Linked DNA regions of Mus musculus: region 1 is linked to region 2. A link is a loop called in an ENCODE intact Hi-C map of the cell type or tissue named here. Cell type or tissue: left cerebral cortex. All regions are shown on one strand. Links, peaks and the distances in the headings refer to the core of each region. The heading gives the core; the rest is flanking DNA.

The links. Hi-C counts contacts between places; a loop is a spot of excess contacts. Peaks named below come from ENCODE experiments on the same cell type or tissue, not always from the same donor. Only the 100,000 strongest peaks of a DNase experiment are listed, where the experiment ranks them.
Region 1: a loop joins it to region 2, with 4 times the contacts of the local background. A loop is called at or near these places in 2 of 42 quality-filtered maps.

The regions. Positions count from the first base shown.
Region 1 is chr1:43,819,898-43,827,562 of GRCm38, forward strand. All of the region lies in intron 1 of Uxs1 (UDP-glucuronate decarboxylase 1), which reads right to left. Among named protein-coding and RNA genes, the nearest start is that of Uxs1, 4.1 kb to the right of the region's middle. In left cerebral cortex, for the core only: no CTCF peak of the experiment used is centred there; DNase peaks (open chromatin) are centred at 3,703, 4,255, 5,717 and 6,044; H3K4me3 peaks cover 1,185 bases.
Region 2 is chr1:44,116,962-44,124,626 of GRCm38, forward strand. Poglut2 (protein O-glucosyltransferase 2) reads right to left here and starts at 1,812. Exons shown (of 10, transcript NM_023645.3): 1 at 1,357-1,812; 2 at 77-282. The coding sequence starts at 1,538. Bivm (basic, immunoglobulin-like variable motif containing) reads left to right here and starts at 3,007. Exons shown (of 10, transcript NM_144558.4): 1 at 3,007-3,313. In left cerebral cortex, for the core only: CTCF peaks have their summits at 1,816 and 2,994 (motif pointing left); DNase peaks (open chromatin) are centred at 1,929, 2,432, 2,977 and 4,400; H3K4me3 peaks cover 3,633 bases; H3K27ac peaks cover 2,137 bases.

The DNA.
Region 1 (7,665 bases), core at 1,210-6,209, 300 kb before region 2:
TTTCTACTCCAGGAAACCACTCACCAACTCTCTAAATGCTAACCTGGATTCCCAACAAAAGAATTTATTCTGCCACCAGGACCTCACAGGCAAAGGGCTTTAGACTATGGAGCTGTTCTCATCTGAAAAACCTTCTTCGATCTGAGGCTTTCTGTACATCAGACTAACTGCAAACCAAGAGTTCCTGAGAAAACATTCCTGTCACTCAGAATTTTCCAAGGGTTTATTTAGGACAACTGTGCTGAGACTCCAGAACAAAAACAAATATATCCTTGTATTCTATCACACCAAGCTTGAGACACTGTCATTTACAACACAAAGGGCGGTTAACACCCCAATAGAGAGACTCTCAACAAATGAGAGGAAAGTGTATTAAAAACTCAACGGAAAAGGCATATCAACAGATTTCAAACATCTGAAACAAAAAAAGTACGGATTAAAACTATGAGGAATAGTGTTAGGTGGTGTCTTAATTAGGTGTTCTATTGCTGGGAAAAGACAACATGACAAAGGCAACTTATAAAAGGAATCATTTAATTGTAAACTTATAGTTTCGAAGGACGAATCCACAATCATTGTAGGGAGCATGACAGCAGCCAGGCAAACATGTCCCTGAAGCAGTAGCTGTTGAGCACTTACATCTGATCCACAAATTAGAGAGCAAGAGACTGGGAACAGCTTAGGCTTTTGAAACCTCAAAGCCCACCACCAGTCCAACAAGGCCACACCTTCTAACCCTTCCCCCAAGCAATTCCACCACCTATATGGGAGCCACTCCCATTCAAACCACCAAAGGTAGCTAGCTAGCTAGGCAGCACTCACAGAACAATCCCTGAAGCCAAGAGAAGAAAGTTTAAGCCCCATCTCTGGCTCTAGATAGAGACTTGTCCTTCTAAACATCTCCAAATTATACATTACAAAGACACTGTGGCTTGCTTAAGAGTTAATTCAAATGGGCCTGTCAATCACCTGGCCAGAAGACCACCCCTTCACCCTTCAGGAAAGGTGACAACAATAACTCACCCTTTAACGAGATGTATGTATATGTATATCCCAGAGTCCTTCCCTCCAAGCAGGTGCTTACGCAACCTTACAGCTAAGCCCTCTAAGCTTGTTGGAGTTCTAACTCAAGTGTAGCCTGTTTTCTCCCCCTGATTTCGGGATACTGGTCAAAACCGGGACACTCTGGGCCTTTTTATTATCTCTGAAGAATCTGCCTCTGCCTCCTCACTCTCCTCAAGCTGCTTCATTACTAAGCCTGCCTACTTTCTGCAGTCTAACTCATAAACTGTAACATCTTTCTCCCCCAGATCCTAATCACCTGAAGATCCTGTTCACTCATTCTCTAAAGAAACCCCAGCTCCACAGTGCAATTATGTACAGCCTCCACCACTGAGCTTCTCCCTACTTTCATGACTTTCTCTTTTCCTCTTCTCTAGTCCCCTCTTCCCAGTTGCTGTGAGGATTTATAGCTTGCCTGCCTTGTTGTTTTCCTCTCTCTAATAAAATGGTCCAGTCGGGCAGTGGTGGCGCACGCCTTTAATCCCAGCACTTGGGAGGCAGAGGCAGGTGGATTTCTGAGTTTGAGGCCAGCCTGGTCTACAAAGTGAGTTCCAGGACAGCCAGGGCTATACAGAGAAACCCTGTCTCAAAAAAAAAAAAAAAAAAAAAAGTCCTTGAACTTCTTTTTGAGTCTATGTTAAGTACTTTTATCAGTGAATCTAAAAGCCTACAAAAGGAAACTATGATTCCCATTTTCACACTTGCATTTAAAAAAAAATGCAAATATGCCCCTGAAGTTAGGGCAAGTCTCACAGAGCTGGGGGAAGCCTGTACAGAAGTCTATCAGCTGCAGCAGCATTTGGAACCCTACCCTCTCTGCTAGGATACAAATAGAGTACTGTTCAGAGGATTACTACACATCAATAAAAACAGGTGGCCTCCACAAATCCTCAAACATCTTTTTATTACCCTCTCTCATCTTAACAGGATGGCAGAAGACATTTCTCTTGCTCTAAAGCCAACTAAATTTTGGCAACAGCAGTCACTTACTGGAAACTAAAACACAGAGTAAGAGAAAAGGGAAGGACACAAAGTTTGTTCCAGGAAGATAACAGTAAGTGCAGAAGGATTAACTAAATTAGAAAATCACCACCTGCAAACCTCCCATGTAAACAGTAGACCAGGCAGGAGAACCAGATACTTGCCGCCTCAAGAATCACCTTACAGTGATGTTTGGGACATGCACTTGTAAGTGAAGTCATGTGACAGCTAGCCCTTCCAACAGATCACCAACAGAAGAACCAACTCAACACTACTTGTCCCCTGATAGATATCAGTTAGCAAGCATTAATTTGGAAAACCGTTTTTGGTGCTAGACAACCACTATGCCACTGAGCTATATTCTCAGTCCATAATAGAATGTATAGCCAAATTTAATAACAACAACGAAGCAATCAGATTCAAAATTGAAGTGTTGTATAGGACAAATGATGTGGGCTTTAAATTTCAGAAATGGCAAATGTTATAAGAAATACTTGTGTGCACGCGCATGAGCGTATGAGTGAGTGTGTGTGAGTGTGTGTGTGTGTGTGTGTGTGTGTGTGTGCGTGTATAAGATCATTCCAGAAATTTATGAGACACAGCAACCAAATGAAATGCAGAGGATCCACAGACTTGCTGGCCAGCCAGCCTAGCACATCAGTGAGAGGCCAGTCTCAAAGACAAGATGGAGTGGAACTGAAATGCTCCATCACCTTAGCCATGCCTAATTGCCAAACCAGATGAAGAGAAACCCAGAGGAACAACTTAGCTTACGTTCACATAAGAACACTGTCCCAAAGGTGAGGCTCAGCATGCCCGCCTCGTCCCTGGCAAGCTGTGGGCGTGGCCACTACTCAAGCCCATCAAGCAGAGAGGGCACGAGGTAGACCTTGACATTTTCCAGAAACACTAGAACTGGCTGCACACTTCTCAAACAATACTAGAAGCTGGGAAGGAATAGGAAATGCTTTCAAATCCTTGAAATAAAAAAATTCTTTTCTTTTACCTTTACTCAGTCTCTAAAGTGTCAAAGTACCTGATTAGAGGCAGAGCCAAGCAGATGGGAACATTGAGGCTGGCAGCCTTTTCCCATCCACACTTCCGGAAAGTGCCAATACAAGGATGCCTAATACTGACAGTCTAGACAAAAACAACTGGGAAAAAAAAAAAAAAAAAGTAAAATCAGATCTTACACGGAGAGAGAAAGTACATTTAAAAGGGCAGGAGAGATAGCCAAGAGCAAAACCACAGGACATGGCTCTCCAGCAGCATTCAGTCACACACACAAACACCAAATGATCAAATACACTGTGGACATGCGGATAGGGTGAGCAAGTACATGGTGGAGGGAAAAGAAAGCAAACACCCGATCATTTTCCAAAGAATGAAGTCATGAATTTCAGCTTCATCTGAAACAATCAAGAAGCATAAAATACAGAAGTATAATAAGACCAAAACCATAAAAATTATGAGCCAGAAGTAGGGTGTCTATTGCTAAGTGCAGGAGGATGACAGCAGATGAGGCTGTTGACTAACACACCTTGCAGAGATTATCTGACTACAAGCCTTGCAAAAACTTATCAGATCTTTTTCAATTCTATCCAGGCCAAAAACCAAAAGCACTATGGGCAAGCATTCTGAACCTGTGCCAGCTACATGGAAGGTTGCAGTGAATTTCAATTCATTCCCTTAGGGAGTTACGGGGCTCTTTCAATGTGCACTGCCTTAAGAACTACATGGCCTGATGCAAAGGCTAGGAAAAGAATTAAAGTGCAATGCTAAGTCAGCCTAGGGTGACATACATGAACTACCCTGACACATAAGCTGCATGAGAGCAAGGACAACACATCTACTACAGCAAGAGCGAAGGCTGGGAAAAGATGACGACGCAGACAACTTGAGCTCTGCTGGAAGAAAAAAAACAGTTATAGAAAGCAGACTAAAGATGATGGTGTTATAATTGGGAGTATTTGTATATTGTTACACAGAGGTAACATCAAGTTCTATTTTAACAGAAGGATAGGATTATTAGTAAGGAGAAACAGAGATTAGAAAAACGCAGGCATATCAGAACTAGATAATAAAACTTCACTGCTAAAGACAACATGCTTTGGCTGCAGAACATAGAGAAATCAAGCTGGAAATGATGTGAAGCCATCCCCCCACCATTCCCTGATGGCACATGCCTTTAATCCCAGCACTTGGGAGGCAGAGGCAGGTGGATTTCTGAGTTCGTAGGCCAGCCTGGTCTACAGTGTGAGTTCCAGGACAGCCAGGGCTATACAGAGAAACCCTGTCTCACAAAAAAAAAAAAAAAAAAAAAAAAAAAAAACACCAAAAACGAAACCATCCTCCCTGTTAACTACATTTCATAGTGGCAAAGGGTGTTACACAGGCTCATAGATGGTATCCTTGCAAGAAACCCTCATGCTATAATACCAACCTTCCATGTAAGATGTGTCAGTGTTGCAAGGTCACAAAACTTATAGAGAGCAACCCAACTGCCCTGGATTGGTTTGAAGCCTGCCCCACAAGACTGGATTCAGACCTAGTGCTATAAACTTGGTTAAAAGGCCATGGCTCAGAAGCAGGCTCCTAATACTGTGTGTGGTACTGCTCTGCTAAGAAAGCACGTTGTCCAATTGCTTCTAAATATGTATGCTCAGACCCACAGGTTAGTGTTGCCCTCGACCTTGGCCAGAGTAGCTTCTCTCTGGCTCAGCAGTTAAGAGCACTGACTGCTCTTCTAGGGGTCCTGAGTTCAATTCCCAGCAACCACATGGTGGCTCACAACCATCTGTAATGGGATCTGATGCCCTCTTCTGGTGTGCCTGAAAGGTGCAACAGTGTACTCACATATATAAATAAATCTTAAAAAAAAAAAAAAAAAAAAAGATCTGTCACTGTGCAGACAATCAGTCCCTCCAAGTGCTCAGCTCTAAACAAGTCTCTATCATCAGGCAATATATTAGAGAACAGGAGGCCAACCAAAGGGCTGAAGGGTGGGGAGGAGCACTGTGAAACACTGTCTTTAGGAAACAACACAACCACTGTAACCATGAACTCCCTGCAGCTGCAGTTACCTACGCAAGATCAAGTCAACAAGATGGGTCAGCATTGAATGAACTCAGTGGGTTACTAACAACAAAAAAGAAGGGGCTTGGGGTATCTAGAGGAGAGGAAAGGGTGAGTTGGGGTGTATATGAAACATTGTTTACATGTGAATTTGTCAAATAATAAAAGGTATTTTATTTAAAGAGAAATCACAGGTGCCACCAGACTACATTTCCAGCATCCTATTATGACCAATCAGCAGCTCTGTAACATTTTCGTGGCAAAGCAGCTCAGACTTACTGCTACCTCTCATTACTAATATTGTCTCCAACCAGCCTTTAAATCCTCACAGTATACTCAACACCCATTCTCTGAGCTGCCTGCTCTAGTCCTTGCCTGCCTGGGTAGCATCATTGTTGTGCTGCGATCTGACACTCCCAGAACACTGCTCTTCCATGCATTACTAGACTACTACTATTTGATCTTCAGTGCCAAAGGACCTCCGCAAGTGCTGCTCTTTCTGGAGCATTCTCTCCTGTTAACCCCTACATATCCTTCATTCTCAGCTCACATCCTGGCTTCTCAGGGAATCCAACACACTTGATTTCTAACCCATCCCCTCCCACCACATCAGTTTGTAAACTTAACCTTTTTTTGACATGAGTACTGGACTCAGGACCTTCTCTTTCCAAGCAAATGGTTCTCAAAGCGCTGTCTCCCTCAGAAGGACTTCTGGGTTGCTGAGACTCTGAAGCCACCCCAGACTACAGAGTGAAACAAATATAAATAAAAGACAAACAAGAAACTACTCGATAAACCAAGCTATTGAAAATGGAAATTATCAGGCCACATCCCAGAACCGCTGAACACAGAACAAACTGTTTTAAAACCCTACTGGATGACTCTGATGCACTCAAGAGTGTGCTGAACTACTGGGTCTATGTTCTGTACCATCAAGGCAAAACCCTGATGTTTCTGCACTTCATGCTGTGCCCTGTTACCACTGTCTACAACTGACAATGTTAACAACTGAGAGAAACATGATGGTCAAATGAAAACTCTTGCTATAGCTTCATAAATTCCCTATTATCAATTCTAAACACCTATGCCTCACTTCGGTATCCCTCCCTAAGTAAATCAGCCCTGAAATTGCTATCCAGAGACCTGACTTCTAGACCCAGATCACTGCCTTTCGGGCTGGAATGAATCTTGGCCCTCTAAGATTGATAAAGGTGCTAATCCCTCATGCTTTTAATTTTCTCACCCATAAAACACTATTACTATTCATATTTACCTGTATTACCCCTGGCAGGATAAGGATCATACCTATACATACAGTTAAGCACTCAGCTAACTTAGGCATTACTAATAAAACAGTAATAATTACTCAGCTGTAAGGGGTCTTTTTCTTGAATAATCATCTTCTTCAATACAGACCACACTTGAAGTTAATTCTTCCTTCCTTGCTGAAACCAATCAAATCTACCAAGCCACCCAGATCTAAAACTTCTCCTAGCAACCAGAAGCCTTTCCAGAGCTTCCTGGCTGCTGCTGCTGCTGCTGCTGCTGCTGCTGCTGCTGCTGCTCCTCCTCCTCCTGCTCCTCCTCCTCCTCCTCCTCCTCCTCCTCCTCCTCCTCCTCCTCCTCCTCCTCTTGCAACAGCTGAGCTGTAGCAGCCAGTCTGCATCCTACTAACACCATCATCCCATCAGTTGAACCCACGTTCCAAAGTACCTACTCACCTGGGAATCAGACCCTGGAAACTCAATCACTTAGCAGTTTTCATTCGAGTATGTTTGCCTGGGTGGCCAGGATTCAGAAGGAGCTCACTCACTCTGAGAGCTATTTTTAGCCCAATTTTGGTACTTGGTAAAGTAGTAATAGCTGTTATATCCAGTTGCACAGAGCAAAAACAAACAAACAAACACCAAAAAACTAGACTTTGCCTTCTCTGAGAAGCTGAGGGCCCCTCAAGATAAACAGGCTAAGGATCCAATTGACACCCGCCCCGCCTGCCCCCTATGCTGTGCCTCCTTCCGCGACACGCTGGAGGAGTACCTGGTGGCGCGGGAGGAGAGTGGGGAGCGGGGAGTGTGAGACAGGATATCAGAGCATGGCCACACAGGGCATCCACGGAGAATGGCAACACTCAGCTGCTGAGTAATTTTCCTGCGGAGCAAACAGTCGGAGCAGGGACCCTGCCAATAGCTATAATATTTTTATCCTACTTAACCAGCACCGTCCCCAAGGATGTCCCCGCGCCGCACTCTCCAGGTTCACCCTAACCCTAACCCTGGGTGCTGTGGACAGCACAGCACAGCGGTTCGGGTCAGTACGAGCTGGCGGGCGCTGCGAGGTTGGCCGAGTCCGCAGTGTCTACAGCTCGGGGAACGTGTCCACCGCGTCCCGGGCAAAGGCCCCAACACCGGCCACCGGTCCGACGCCGGGCCTACGCGGAAGCGGGCAGCAAGCAAAGCGGCCAGCGGCTCCACAGCACAAGTTCAGCCTCGTGGAAGCTGTGAACCGGTCCCCGGCCCTGAACAGCCTGCTGCTCGGCCGCAGCGCCCG
Region 2 (7,665 bases), core at 859-5,858:
TTGATAGAATTCTTATTGATGGAATGACATGCCTTTTTGTATACAAATCCTACCATAAATTTTTGTTTCAAAATACCTCTTAAAACATAAGGAGACTCGGCAACATGTTGCCCATGGTGTTTAACCTCTATCTTCAGATTTCTGTAGCTGGCATACATTCTGTATCTTACTATGAAGGAACCGTCCTTTCGATCTAAAACCTGGACACCAACTCTCGTGAACTGCTCATCGGGTGCTGAGATTTTAACCTGGAACACCTTTTCACCTGGAGAAGATGTAAACCTGTTATGGAAAACAATGAGAGATGAGGGTTATTTTTAAGATCAAATGCACGCTACTTATTCTCTTTAATGTGTAAAGGTTGGACCTTCTGCTTTATCCTGATTTTAAGATATTGTTGTTCGATTACTCTCTTAGGCTTTTAGGACCAGAACCAATATGATAGAACAAAGATAAAAAAGAAAACAATAATAACATAAAATAATTTCATTAGATAGTTGCCAGGAGATAACACTTAAGACTAGCAATCTATTTAGCATACCAAACAGAGCACTATCAGTGTACTATTATTAATTCATAACCAACACAGCTGGCAATTTGTCATTTGTAACATGTTTACTTCAAGGATGACCTTATTTGAAAAATTGTTCTTAATGGCTTAAAATACAATCCAGTACTGTGGGGCTAGGGAGATAGCTGAATGGTTTAGAGCATTTACCATTATGTAAAAGACTTAGTTCAGTTCCTAGTATCCATTGTCCTTAAGGCTCACAACTATCTGCAGTTTCAGCTCAAGGAGATTCAAGGCCCTCTTCTGGCTTCCTCCAGCACTTGGGTGTGAGTATACACCCTACCCACATCATGTAATTAAAATATTACTACTAATAAAAGTCTAACAAATATACCAGTACTCTAAATTATGTTTAGTTATGGGGGAAATCAAAATAACTGGTCATCATGTTAGTAACACAAGTGTTTTGGACTGAATATTCCTGCATTTTGAATGCATTTAGTTTCTAGTGTTTAGTTTTCCCATTTAAAAATAACGGAGATTTGTTTAGCCTCAATTCCCATCTAAACAGCCAAGAAGAGAGCTGTTATTTTAGCAATATTATTTACACTATACATATTTCAGAATTATTAAGTCACAGAGAAAAGTTGATTTTGAAGGAAAAGTCTATTATAACCAGATGTAGACAGCACTCGAGAATTCTGGAATGTAAATGGACAGCAGTAAAGACGAGTCGGGGCATATAAAGATGAAGGACAAAACCAAAATAAACAACAGGAACAAAAACCCCTCGAGTTATTTTAAACCGCGATCTCAAATAGTTGAGGAGTCATTTCTCCACTTACTGTTCCCCTGAGGTATCCACCGCCCGAATGTAGAAATAGCGGGCAGGAAGGACCACGTGTGCTTTTAGCCCGGGTCCCCATATTTCGCTCTTCTCTGGGCTCAGCCTCCTCTCTCCGCCGGTCTGGGCAAGTGCTGGCACAGTCCCCAGAAAAAGGCAGGAAAGCAGCGAAATGCTGAACATTTACAAGACCGAGTCTTGGAAGATCCACGAATAAATGCAAACGTGCTAAGTGGACGGAGCTAGCCTGGGTAGGTAGGAGGACGGTGGTCAGTCCTAGCAGCAGTCAAAGTCCCTAAAGTGTCGCTTGACGTGCGGGGTCCGCGCGTGGGACTATGCTGTGCCCAAGAATGTCACAACCCGAGCGGTGGCATGTCCAGGAGAAGGATGCCACACGTTCTGCTGAACCTGGTTAAGAACCGCAGGCTCCACTTTCTCCGGACAATGACAAACTTGTGTTACTCTTGCCACTAGAGCATCACTTTGGGAACGAATCCGTCGCAAGTTCTAGCCAAGGTGAGAGGAGAAGGATTGGCCTGCGCTGTGACCAGTCTTAGTAAAGTCTTCTGCTAGTGGATGAGTGGGTCAGAGTGGAAAACGCGTCCCGGGCCCCTTAGCTTCCTGGGATATGTAGTCCGCCATAGGACTAGCGGAAATCCTGCCAGGAGTTCACCCCCAACTACTTTCGTCCCTTCCCTCCGTCCCTCACTCTCCCTCCTCCTTTCTCCCCCCCTACCTTCCTTTCTACTTCTTTTTTCAACTTTGGAGCACGGCTTTCTGGCAACCTTAAATACTACAGTTGCGCAACTAGCATGTCTGGAGTCACAGCAAAGATTTCCCAACTTATATTTTGTTCAAGGTATCCACCGCAAATGGCAGGTATATAGTAAACGCTGAAAGGGAGGCTAGGTGTTATCAATGATACCCAGTCACTCGGTGCTATTCTTGTGCGCTCAATGGGACGAAAGATTCTGGGCCTTGGGTAGGAGACTTGAGGATGCAGATCTGGTGTTGCCTTCCAGCACCAGAGTTCCGGGACCCAACAGGAACAGAGGTATTCCCCAGCGGAGGGCCTAGCCCAGGCACTGCGGTGCGCTCCGCCTCTCCGTAGCGCCGTCACTGCCTCGTTGCAGGACAACCCCCACCCCCACCCCCACCCCGCCGCGCCCCTGGAAGGATCTGGGTCGAGCTGAGTCTCTGAGGAGAGATGTAAGGGATAGAAATCACCAGAAGAAAGCTCGGCCTGAGGGGGGTGCATCCGTGGGTATCCCTGTACTCTCTTCAGGAGCGGGTCTCCACGCTGCGCTAGCGGATCCCAGGCACCCGGCCTGCAGTGGCCATCCTCTCTTTGCACCCTCGCTTCTCGGCCAGTGAGGTCAAGAGGAGTAGCAGGCTTTGTCCTCCCTCCACGGGGTAAGGGGCGTGGAAAACATAGACGGCCTGGTTGTGAGCCAAGGCAAGGGGATTCTTTTTCCCCCTGCCCCCCCCCCCCCCCCGCTATTGTTATTATTGGTGATATAATCATTCATCGCGGCCTCCCCTCCCAGCTCTCAGGCTGTCACTGTCTGCGTGCCACCAGCCTCTCCAGTCCCTAGCGCGTAGGAAGCGGCCCCCTTCAGGCCTGCGCGCTCCCCCTCCTGGCGAGCCTTTTCTTCCGGCTGGGAGTGAGGGAGCAGGCCGGGAGGAGGTTACAAGGCTTTAGATCTGGTCTTGGCCAGTGGGGACTAGGGACGCCTGGCACTGGGTTGGCCACCGCAGGACAGTAGTGGGAACCCGGCACAGTAGCGCTGCAGCAGTTGCACTTGCAACATCCCTGCTCTCCCGGTTCTCCTCCACCTGCACCTTTGTCACCTTCAGGTGCTTCGGAGCCTCAAAGAGGGGGCAGTGGGAAGTCTCCTGGCTCCTCAGAGTCTGAACTCCAGAGGGCATCATGTGCTGCATGAATCTCATACTCACAGGTAGGCCTCCCAGGTCTGGTCTGGTAGTCTAGGCAAGGGCGCTGATAGAAAAGGGGGGCGGGGGGGGCACCTGGCTGCTGTCTTAGCAGCTCTTATCAATCCTCAGCAAAACACTTTTCTGGGTCTCAGTTGCTTTCTATGCAGAATATTGATTATACTGTTTGTGATATGTGGAAGGCTTTACTGAGATTTTATTGGATGTCTAGCTCTCTACTGAATGTGATACTTCAGCATGTAGACACGAAAGGCACATAAATGGAAAAGAATAAACTCAGGCAATCGATATCGGTTTTGCAAACAGTATGTTTATTTGACAGAATTGTTCATTCCAAAGACTTTCATAAGTCATTCCTCTAGTGCCGTCCTAGAAGCTTGGGGTTTATATTGCTTATGAGATACTGTGAATAAATTGAGTGGTATTCCGCAAGTCCTAATATGTTAATCAAAACGAGGGAGAACAATTTCAATAATGCCTAGTGCATTGTAGACACCTAAAAATGTTTGTTAGACCTGGCTTCTACAAGACTAGGCCTGGAGATGCAATTTCAGGAAAACTAGACTTTCAGGAGTTAACCATTTGTGTACACACACACACACACACACACACACACACACACACATTTAGAAAGCTTAATCATATTCTAGAAAGAAAAGTTCCTCACTATGGATAGGGTATCTGGCCTAGTTAGAACAGCAAAAAAAAAAAAAAAGTTCTTCAGAAAGTGACATTTGAGTATAACTTTGAAAGATGGATGAGAATGAATAATTAGTAAGGGGCTACAGGAAGACAACATTCAGAAAACCAAAAAGTAATGTGGAAGGACAGAAGAAGGTATGTAGGGTAAGGAGTTGATCTTTTGCTTCAATAGCTGAGGGCCTTAGGCAGAAAATTTCTATGAGGATATATATGTAGCAGACTTTACTCTTTGATGTCTATGCAGGGATCAGACTAGAAAGAACAGCTCAAAGGGTGGGTGGCATGAAGTTATAAGCATAAAGATAAAAGCAGATATAAACCCCAGATAGCTGCAGATACAGTGCTGGACAATCAATCAGCCTTCATAACTCCGTTTTCCCTGAGACTACCATTGCATCTTACTAGAATAATCTATGCCTGTAATGGTCTTGTTTCCAGTAGTTGTGGCTTTCTTCATTCTAAGAAAGCAGGCTCTGAGTGAAGTCCTAAGGATACCATAGCAGAAGCCCTTCAGAGTTTAACTACAAAGGGTGGAGATGCAGATCAGTCACGGGATGCAAAGAAGTAGAGTGCCAGCATGGGTTCTGGGTCATTCTTTTTCATTTTCTGTGAATATCTTCTGATATTTCATAATTTTCTACAATATACTTTGTGTCATCAAACCTATAAATATATGTATTTTCAGAGATATTCACATAAAACAGTGGTTCAAATGAGGAAATGTTGATATCTTTCATTTTCAGTGACAACTATGTAAAATCTTCAGGTAGATGGCAGGTTTGTTTGTTTTTTTTTAAGATAAAATGAGAGCAAAGAGATTATTTTTATTCAGTGACCATTGCTTAAAGCATACAATCCAAAACCAGATGGTTGCATGTTTTATAAATCAAGTGTTTTACTCTTAACAGCTTCATCTCCTAGCAATTTCCATTGTATTTTTTCATTCATAAATGAACCTGTTTCCCTTGGCAATGTTATTTGGTTAGCTTTGGTTATTTGAGCTAGGGTCTTGCCCGGTGTGTACTGGGCTAGATCAGAAGTAGCTGTGTAGTTTAGTCTAGAGTAGATCTTGCAGCAGCTCTCTTGTATCTGCATCTTGAGTCTTGGAATTACAGAAATGGGCTACCACGTTCTATTTTGACCATACTTTTTTTCTTTCCATATGTTCCAAATGAGCATAAAACCATCAAACTCTGGTACATTGTACTAGTCCCATAGGCAAAATTATATTCAAGGTGAGCGAGGCAGTGATGGCAAGGTAAGGTTAATGTCGGGTTGTGATCTACAAAAGGTAGAGCCTGGGGTGCCTGGGATGTACTGAATCAAGCTTTCCCACTGCCCCAGCTGACCATCTGTTGTTTCCTATCGTTCCACACCCAACCACAGACACATTATACCCCTCTACCACACAGCTTTTAAAGAAGAACGTGAGCATCACAGACAGGAAGTGGGCAATGGAGAAGTGGAGAAACTCAGTGCTCAGAGGAAAGGAAGCAGTGTGGTCTGCAAGCCTCATGCACTGTACATCCTTTGAGTCTTCTTCCACTGTCACCATCACACCGCACACAGAATGAGGACAAAGGAGAGAGCTCAGACACTACTTGTACACACACTAAGACCTTTTTACCAAACAGTATTTGAAAGGAAAGCACTGCAGATGCCAGCTTTGGTGATAATGTACTTGCATCCTGTGAGCCACTGTTAACTGAAGATGAGAAAAAAGCGGACGGGAAGTTGTGAGAAGGTGCATCTCATAAGGGGAGCTCACTCTGCACAGATAGGAGTTCCTTCCTAGGACTGTTTCCCCTTAGATTCCATAATGGTGAAAGTGCCTTCACCCCTTCCATTCAGAAGATACTGGAGATTCCGGTTTATCATCACATCTGTTCGTTAGAGACTCAGACAGGCTTGTGCCATTCAATTCTTTTATAATGGTTATTAAACAAATCATAATCTGTGATTATTTTCATTTCTGATGAGGAGAGAGATTAATAATGGATGGGTTTAGTCTCTCATGCACTGCGCGGTCACTGGAGCCTGGAAAGGCAGATCTCGCCCTGCATTTGGTGGTTGGTGAAGGTGATTTGAACTGTGGAAGCCTGGCTCTAGAGGTTTCAGAGAAGAATTTTAATATGTAGCCATAATATTTTGGTGAAGAATGTGGCTGCTTTTTTGCCCTTGTCTGAAGAGTCTACCGGAGGCTAAGGTGAAGAGATTTAGATTAATTCCTTTGTTAAAGGAAATCTCAAGACATCCTGATATAAATTCTGTTGAGTGGTTACTAAACTTCTCTCTTACAAAGACTGTTTTAATGAAAAGAAGCAAGCTGAGAAAGGAATAATATAAAATATATGGTTGCAGTATTAAAAGGGGCACCAGGAAGTGAAATGGAGCTGAATCCTGTGTTCATGGATATTAAATTGAATTAATGGGGTGGTGACTTTGAGGCAAGAGTCCATCCAGCTAAATTTAGGTCCAGGCATGGTAGTATACAAGCCTTTAATCCCAGGAGTCAAGGCAAGCAGGTCTCTGAGTTTAAGGCCAGCCTAGGACAGAGCAAGTTCTAGGTGAAGAAAATCTTAAGTGCAGGCATGGTGGCATATACCTTTAATTTCAGGAGACATCTCTGAGTTCAAAATCAATCTACAGAACAAGTTCCAGGACAGCCAAGCTTAGGAAGTGAAGGAGTTGGAAAACAAAAAGCTGGTAATAGAATATGGGGGGAGGGGGGGAAGGGGGCCATGTTCTAATCCCAGCATGCAGCAGAACTCAGCAGCTTTGACCATGTGGCTCTGGCTTTAGAGTCCAGAATAGAAGGGACTACTGGAACAATTGATGCTCGTTAGCTGGAGCTAAGACATTAGTGATGATTAAGAAGAGACCGGTATCACTGAGGTGTAATCTGGCGTTTTCTGAGAGCACAAAGAAGCTGTGTTCCAGAGATAGCCAATGTTGTCCCTCGTGCTGCAGCTGGACTTGGTAGTGTGTAAGAACCACCCAAGTTGTACTGGTTTTGAAGGTATGGAGGAGTCATGGAGAGCAGCCGAGGCTGCTGTGAGAGGCCATGGGAAGCCACTGGTGAAGGTGCAGCATTAGTTGTAGTTGATGGCCCAGGACTGAAGGGGCCATGCAAAGAAGTTGAGGCTTGACTCCATGAAGAGAGCCTACGAGAGGCTATTGGTGAATCCTAGTTGCAGTGGAAGACCCCAGGGTATTGGAGATGCCACTACCATGGGGATGATCACCAAGAACAGCAGCAGCAGTGGAGTAGAGTCAACCAGAGCCTAGAGTGCTACAGAGAGCAGAGCTGGAGATATGACCCAAGCCCTTTGAAGGAGTCCAGAAGATCATGTGTGGATCCCAGACATTGGAAAGAGAAGCTGTAATGTTGAAGTGGCCTTGGATACCCTAAGATGTTCGAGATTGCAGAGCTGTGGAATACCTGTCAAGGAAAGCTGCTAACAGGGAGTGGAATCACCCAGGAGAAAAAACCTTGTTGCAGTCAGTAAAGATGAAAAGGGAGTAGAGATATGAAGACAGCTTTGACATAGACATGGAGATGAAGAGTTTGGATTTTGCCCAGCTGGTGTCCTGTCTTGTTTTGGGGATTACAGTTAAGTGATTGGATGAATGTCAGAAGAGACTTTGACCTTTG